2 separate regions of the Homo sapiens genome follow, and region 2 is linked to region 1. A link is an interaction called in ENCODE POLR2A ChIA-PET data of the cell type or tissue named here. Cell type or tissue: A673. All regions are shown on one strand. Each heading gives the region's core, and the rest is flanking DNA. Links, peaks and the distances in the headings are about the cores only.

Evidence for each region. ChIA-PET counts read pairs that join two places held together with the same protein. Peaks named below come from ENCODE experiments on the same cell type or tissue, not always from the same donor. Only the 100,000 strongest peaks of a DNase experiment are listed, where the experiment ranks them.
Region 2: POLR2A ChIA-PET joins it to region 1 with 7 read pairs; 2 of 35 experiments call an interaction of 5 or more read pairs at or near these places.

The regions. Positions count from the first base shown.
Region 1 is chr14:44,395,619-44,398,543 of GRCh38, reverse strand. All of the region lies in intron 2 of LINC02277 (long intergenic non-protein coding RNA 2277), which reads left to right. Among named protein-coding and RNA genes, the nearest start is that of LINC02307, 11 kb to the right of the region's middle. In A673, for the core only: no CTCF peak of the experiment used is centred there; no DNase peak of the experiment used is centred there.
Region 2 is chr14:44,965,712-44,968,636 of GRCh38, reverse strand. All of the region lies in intron 1 of TOGARAM1 (TOG array regulator of axonemal microtubules 1), which reads right to left. Among named protein-coding and RNA genes, the nearest start is that of TOGARAM1, 5.0 kb to the right of the region's middle. In A673, for the core only: no CTCF peak of the experiment used is centred there; no DNase peak of the experiment used is centred there; H3K4me3 peaks cover 1,723 bases; H3K27ac peaks cover 1,185 bases.

The sequences.
Region 1 (2,925 bases), core at 207-2,706:
GAAGAATGTCATTGGTATTTTGACAATAATTACATTGAATCTGTAGACTGCTTTGGGTAGCATGGACATTTTAACAATATTCAGTCTTCCAATTCATGAAGATGGAATATCTTTACTTTTTTTGTGTTTTCTCCAATTTCTTGCATCAATGTTTTATAGTTTTCATTGTGGCATCTTTATTTCTTTGATTAAGTTTCTTCCTAGGAGTTTCATTTTATTTGTAGCTATTGTTAATGGGATTACTTTCATGATTTCTTTTGTAGATTGTTCACTGTTGGCATATAGAAATGCTACTGATATTTGTATGTTGATTTTGTATCCTGCAAATTTACTGAATTTATCAGTTCTAATAGTTTTCTTGTGGAGTCTTTAGGTTTTTCCAAATATAAATCATATCATTTGCAAGCAACTATAACTTGAATTCTTCTTTTTGAATTTTGATGTCCTTCATTTTTTCCTCCTGTATGATTTCCCTACTTAGGACTTCCAGTTCTATGTTCAGTACCAGTGGTAAAAGTGGGCATACTTGTCTTGTTCCAGATCTCAGAGGAAAGGCTTTCGGTTTTTCTTCATTCAGTATGATACTAGCTGTGGCTCAGTCATATTGCTCTGTTGTCTTGAAGAGCTGATTTATTTGTGGCAGATGAGGCTCTTTGAGGGCCAATGTTGTAAGAGCTGCTTTGCTAATGCAAAGGTTGGGGAAATTGTGGATAAATTTGGATTCCAAAAGTGGCATTTAGTGACATAGTAACTTATACTGGAATTGAAGCCATGTAGGCATATTTTGTAAACTGTAATGTGCTTTTACATTGCAAAGTACTAGTTGTTTACTTAACACTGCAATCATTTGATTAATAAATTATGTATTTATATATCTACATATCTATCTCTCTCTATATATATATCCATCAGCTGCTTATTTAGAAGTCAGTTTGGCTGACTGGTTCAATTTAAGCACTGCATTAAAGTAAATTCTGTATATTTTCACACATTTCATTGAAGACATCCTAAATTTTTTATAAATAATTTTATGGAAATCTTTAGTAGAACTACATTTTCTTCTATTTTAAATGAACCATTGGACACTGGGAGGCCATTTCAGTAGCAGAATGGTAGTCAAATATCTACTGTTCAAGGCACTATTTGTTTCTAATCAATATTAAAAACAGTGATAATAATACAAGCAAAGAAAAATGTTGTAAACTGAAACCAAACAAAAATCAGACATTTGGCCAGGTGTGGTGGCTCACGCCTGTAATCCCAGCACTTTGGGAGGCTGAGGTGGGCGGATCACGAGGTCAGGAGATCAAGATCATCCTGGCTACCACGGTGAAATCCCATCTCTATTAAAAAAAAAAAATACGAAAAATTAGCTGGGCGTGGTGGCGGGCACCTGTAGTCCCAGCTACTTGAAAGCGGAGGCAGGAGAATGGCATGAAGCCGGGAGGCGGAGCTTGCAGTGAGCCGAGATCGTGACACTGCACTCCAGCCTGGGCAACAGAGCGAGACTCCGTCTCAAAAAAACAAAACAAAACAAAACAAAACAGACATTTATTTAAATAACTACTCATTTAAGTAATTGCTTTCTTTTTCTGATTTTAAAAGATAATTATTCATAGCATAGACAATAAAGACGTATAGAAGGGAGTGAATTCCGGCATAGTGAAGATGGGGTGATGAGAGTGGGAATAAGGGGTAAATGGGAAAACAGATAGCGAGAATGGGCAGCAGAGACTATGCTTCTTCCCTCATCAGGTTATTTGAATATTTGAATTAAAGAAGGAAATTATATATTGAGTGGGAAAATAAAGTTATTTTTACAAACATAGTGACATTTTGGCTGCATTTTATTAGGAAATTTATGTGATATTTAGAGTTGTTGAACTATTATTTTATAGTTGTGGGTTATAATTCTAAAAGAGTAAACATGTATCTAAAATATTAGATGTAATTTTAATTATACAATATTATGTTTAATTAAATCTGTAGCATGTATAGGTGAGTTTTATCTCAACTGTGACTTGGTGTTTTCAGTTACCACCTCTTGCCTACATTCGTCTCTTAGTATTCTGGTTGCGAAATGTTTACTTAATAGTATAATTGGTACTTCTCTTTATTGCTTCATTCACTCCTCCAACAAGTATTTGTTGAGAAGTAACTATGTGCTGGGTACTGTTCTCAACCTGGGTATGTGGCTGTTAAAGCAACAGATAAACTTCCTATTCTTGTGTAGTTTAAATTCTAGCAAGTGAGATGGAAAATATATGAATATCAATAATGCCAAGGGATAAGTGTGATAAAGGAAATAAAGGAAGGGGATGGGAAATGATAGAGTGTGCATTTTAAAGGGAGGGGGCAGGAGATATTTTAAACAAAGTCCTAGAAGGAGCTGAGGGAATGAATCAAAGGAAAAAGTATAAATGAAAGATTAGAAGTAAGATTAGGATAAAGTACGCTAAATGTCTGTAAAGAAGACAGCACTGAAGTTCTAAGTCAGTAATTCAATTCTGAAATAAATCGTATTTTTTCAAAAGCATATTTGGTAGCTTCTATTTATATGACTGAAAAAGCTGCATTACTGCAAGCTAGAAACATTTTTCATTGAAAAATGCACTCTATTCATTCTTTAGGCAATTTCAAGTTAACTTTCTAAAATGAACTAAGATTTAATTTTATCATGATTATATTGAAATGTTAAACTTTGCAGTTCATTTAGATTTATGAAGAAAAAGTCATATAATGAATTCTAATGTGATTTCAGCTAAATTTGGAAGTCAATTTCTTAAGAAATGAAGAAATGTGTTACATTACTTAGCAGAGATCACTAAGACTCAGCCTGGTTTCTCCAAAAACAAGTGATGCTGAATTAGCTTCATGTCCTTTTTTTGACAGAATTGTTAGGCTGGTAGATCAGGGGAAGGATAG
Region 2 (2,925 bases), core at 312-2,811, 570 kb before region 1:
TCTTGTGTGGACAGGGGTATATGGGAACTATCTGTACTCTCTGTTGAAAGTTGCTGAGAACCTAAAACTGCTTTAAAAATTAAAGTCCAGGCCGGGCGCGGTGGCTCACGCCTGTAATCCCAGCACTTTGGGAGGCCGAGGCGGGCAGATCACGAGGTCAGGAGATCGAGACCATCCTGGCTAACACGGTGAAACCCCGTCTCTACTAAAAATACTGGGCATGGTGGCGGGTGCCTGTAGTCCCAGCTACTCGGAAGGCTGAGGCAGGAGAACGGCGTGAACCCGGGAGGCGGAGCTTGCAGTGAGCCGAGATCGCGCCACTGCACTCCAGCCTGGGCGACAGAGTGAAACTCCGTCTCAAAATAAATAAATAAAAAATAAAGTCTAATAATTTAAAATATGCATGTATATATACTTTTTTTAAACTGCACACATAAAACTGTTTAGATATTTATTCCCTGTCCTCTATTAAAATAGTTCTTCTAAGACCTTTTTTGAACAAGTAATTACAACTTGATTTCTGGGTTAAGTTTTAATTACACCACAGCATCTTTCAAAAGCAAAATATGTCTATGCTGGCATTTCAGAAATGCACTTATCTTCAGATTCTTTTTGCTTTGGCCGGCACCAGAATCTTTTTAATAATATATACACTGACATCTCAGACTTGACACATGACAAGCAGTCTTAAGAGTAATGCCTTAAAAAAAATCATCACTACCAGATAATGCTTATAATACAAGGAAATAACATATAACCAGATTATATAAATCTGAAAATTATTTCCAAAAAAATCTACAAGTTTTGGGATTGAAAGGAACCATAGAGAACACTCAATTCACCTCCTCCCATCTGAGGTCTACTGCAGAAGGTTCAAACTCATTATTTGCAAGATATTATCTCCATACTTTACCCCATCTACATCTCCAGTATCATCTGCTACTTCCCACTAGGCCCCTTGTGTTTGCTGTGCAAAAATTCCCCATTCTCTTATTAATTTGCTAAGTTCTTTCACATAATCAGTGTCTCTAAACACGCTATTCCTTTAGTCTGAAATTCACTGGGACCTATCCACACTTAGCAAGCTCCTATTCATCTTTCATCATGCTGTTTGAATAATAATTACATAGATAAAAGACTTAATTTAAGAAAAGTTTGACCACAAAATTCTGACTGTGGAATAATTCTAAATACAAAAAGAACTGTAACGAAATCTTAAACTTTACTTAGTAGGTAGTTGGTTGCTGTTGCTGGTCTAGCAATTTTGTGGGGGGAGGGGGGTTACTGTAGGATACAGCATATGAATAAATATTACTGATGTTGGGTAGCAGGGATTTTATTGTGAACGAAGGGAGATTCAAATATGGAATAAAGGAAGATGAGAAAGAACCCTGCAGTACTAGTTTTGAATTGGAGGTATTAATATAAATGCATTAAAAAACAAACAAACAAAAAACAAGTACTCCTTGGTTCTGTCCACTGAAAGGGTCAAACCACAATGGCAAGAAATAGCAATGAGCAAATCTATACTCAGACTTTTGTTTTCAAATACCACTGCCCAATAAAAAGGCAGTACTAGGACTTCTGAAAAAAATGGCTGATTCCAGGTCTGAAGCAAGAAAAAAAAAACCAAAGTAAGGCTAGGCATCATGTTACTCTTGTTTTGTTTTATTTTGTTTTTGAGTCTGGGTCTCACTCTTGAGCAGGCTGGAGTGCAGTGGCACAATCATGGCTCACTGCTGCAGTCTGGAACTCCTGGGCTCAAGCAATCCTCCCACTTCAGCCTCCGAAGTAGCTGGGACTACAGGCCTGCACCACCATGCCTGGCTAAGTTTTTTTATTTTTGTAGAGATGGGGATCTCACTATGTTGCCCAGGCTGGTCTCGAACTCCTGGCCTCAAGCAATCGTCCAAATGTTATGTTAAGGAAATAATCAAAGACTAAAGAACAGTCATGTTAAAAGGACACAGGAGCCAGCCACTAGTTAAATTTGGGACAATTTTATCATGAAAAAGTTAAAAAAAATTTAGTAACAAAAAATAATATGTAATTATTACACATACAAGAAAAAAAGAATTGCAGGTAGTAAACAGAGAAGAAATGTCACAATTTTTTAAAATTACTCTTTTTGTAATTAATTTATTTTAGTATTATTATTATTTTTGAGATGCAGTCTTGCTCTGTTGCCTAGGCTGGGGTACAGTGGTGTGATCTCAGCTCACTGCAACCTCTGCTTCCTGGGTTCAAGTGATTCTTTTGCCTCAGCCTCCCGAGTAGCTGAGATTACAGGTGTGTGCCACCACACCCAGCTAATTTTTGTATTTTTAGTAGAGACGGGGGTTTCACCATGTTGGCCAGGCTGGTCTCCAACTCCTGACCTCAGGTTATCTGCCTGCCTCAGCCTCCCAAAGTGCTGGCATTACAGGTGTGAGCCACCCTGCCTGGCCTTTGTAATTTAAAAATTACAATTTGGGCTGGGTATGGTGGCTCACGCCTGTAATCCCAGCACTTTGGGATGCCGAGGCGGGTGGGTCAGGAGTTTGAGACAGGCCTGGCCAACATGGTGAAACCCTGTCTCTACTAAAAATACAAAAATTAGCTGGGCGTGGTGGTGGGAGCCTGTAATCTCAGCTACTCAGGACACTGAGGTGGGAGAATCGTTTGACCCTGGGAGACAGAGGTTGCAGTGAGCTGAGATTGCGCCATTGCGCTCCAGCCTGGGCAACAGGGCGAGACTCCATCTCAAAAAAAAAAAAAAAAAAAAAAATTACTATTTGTAAGCCCCCAGTGTAATAAATGATACAGGTAAAGACCATTGGTGGATGCTAAACACAGTGGGTGAAAAGTTGTCGGGGTATTCTTAGGGTCTCAAAGTATCACTGTACTGATTATATGCTAATTCTAAAGAGGAAAATATACCTTTAC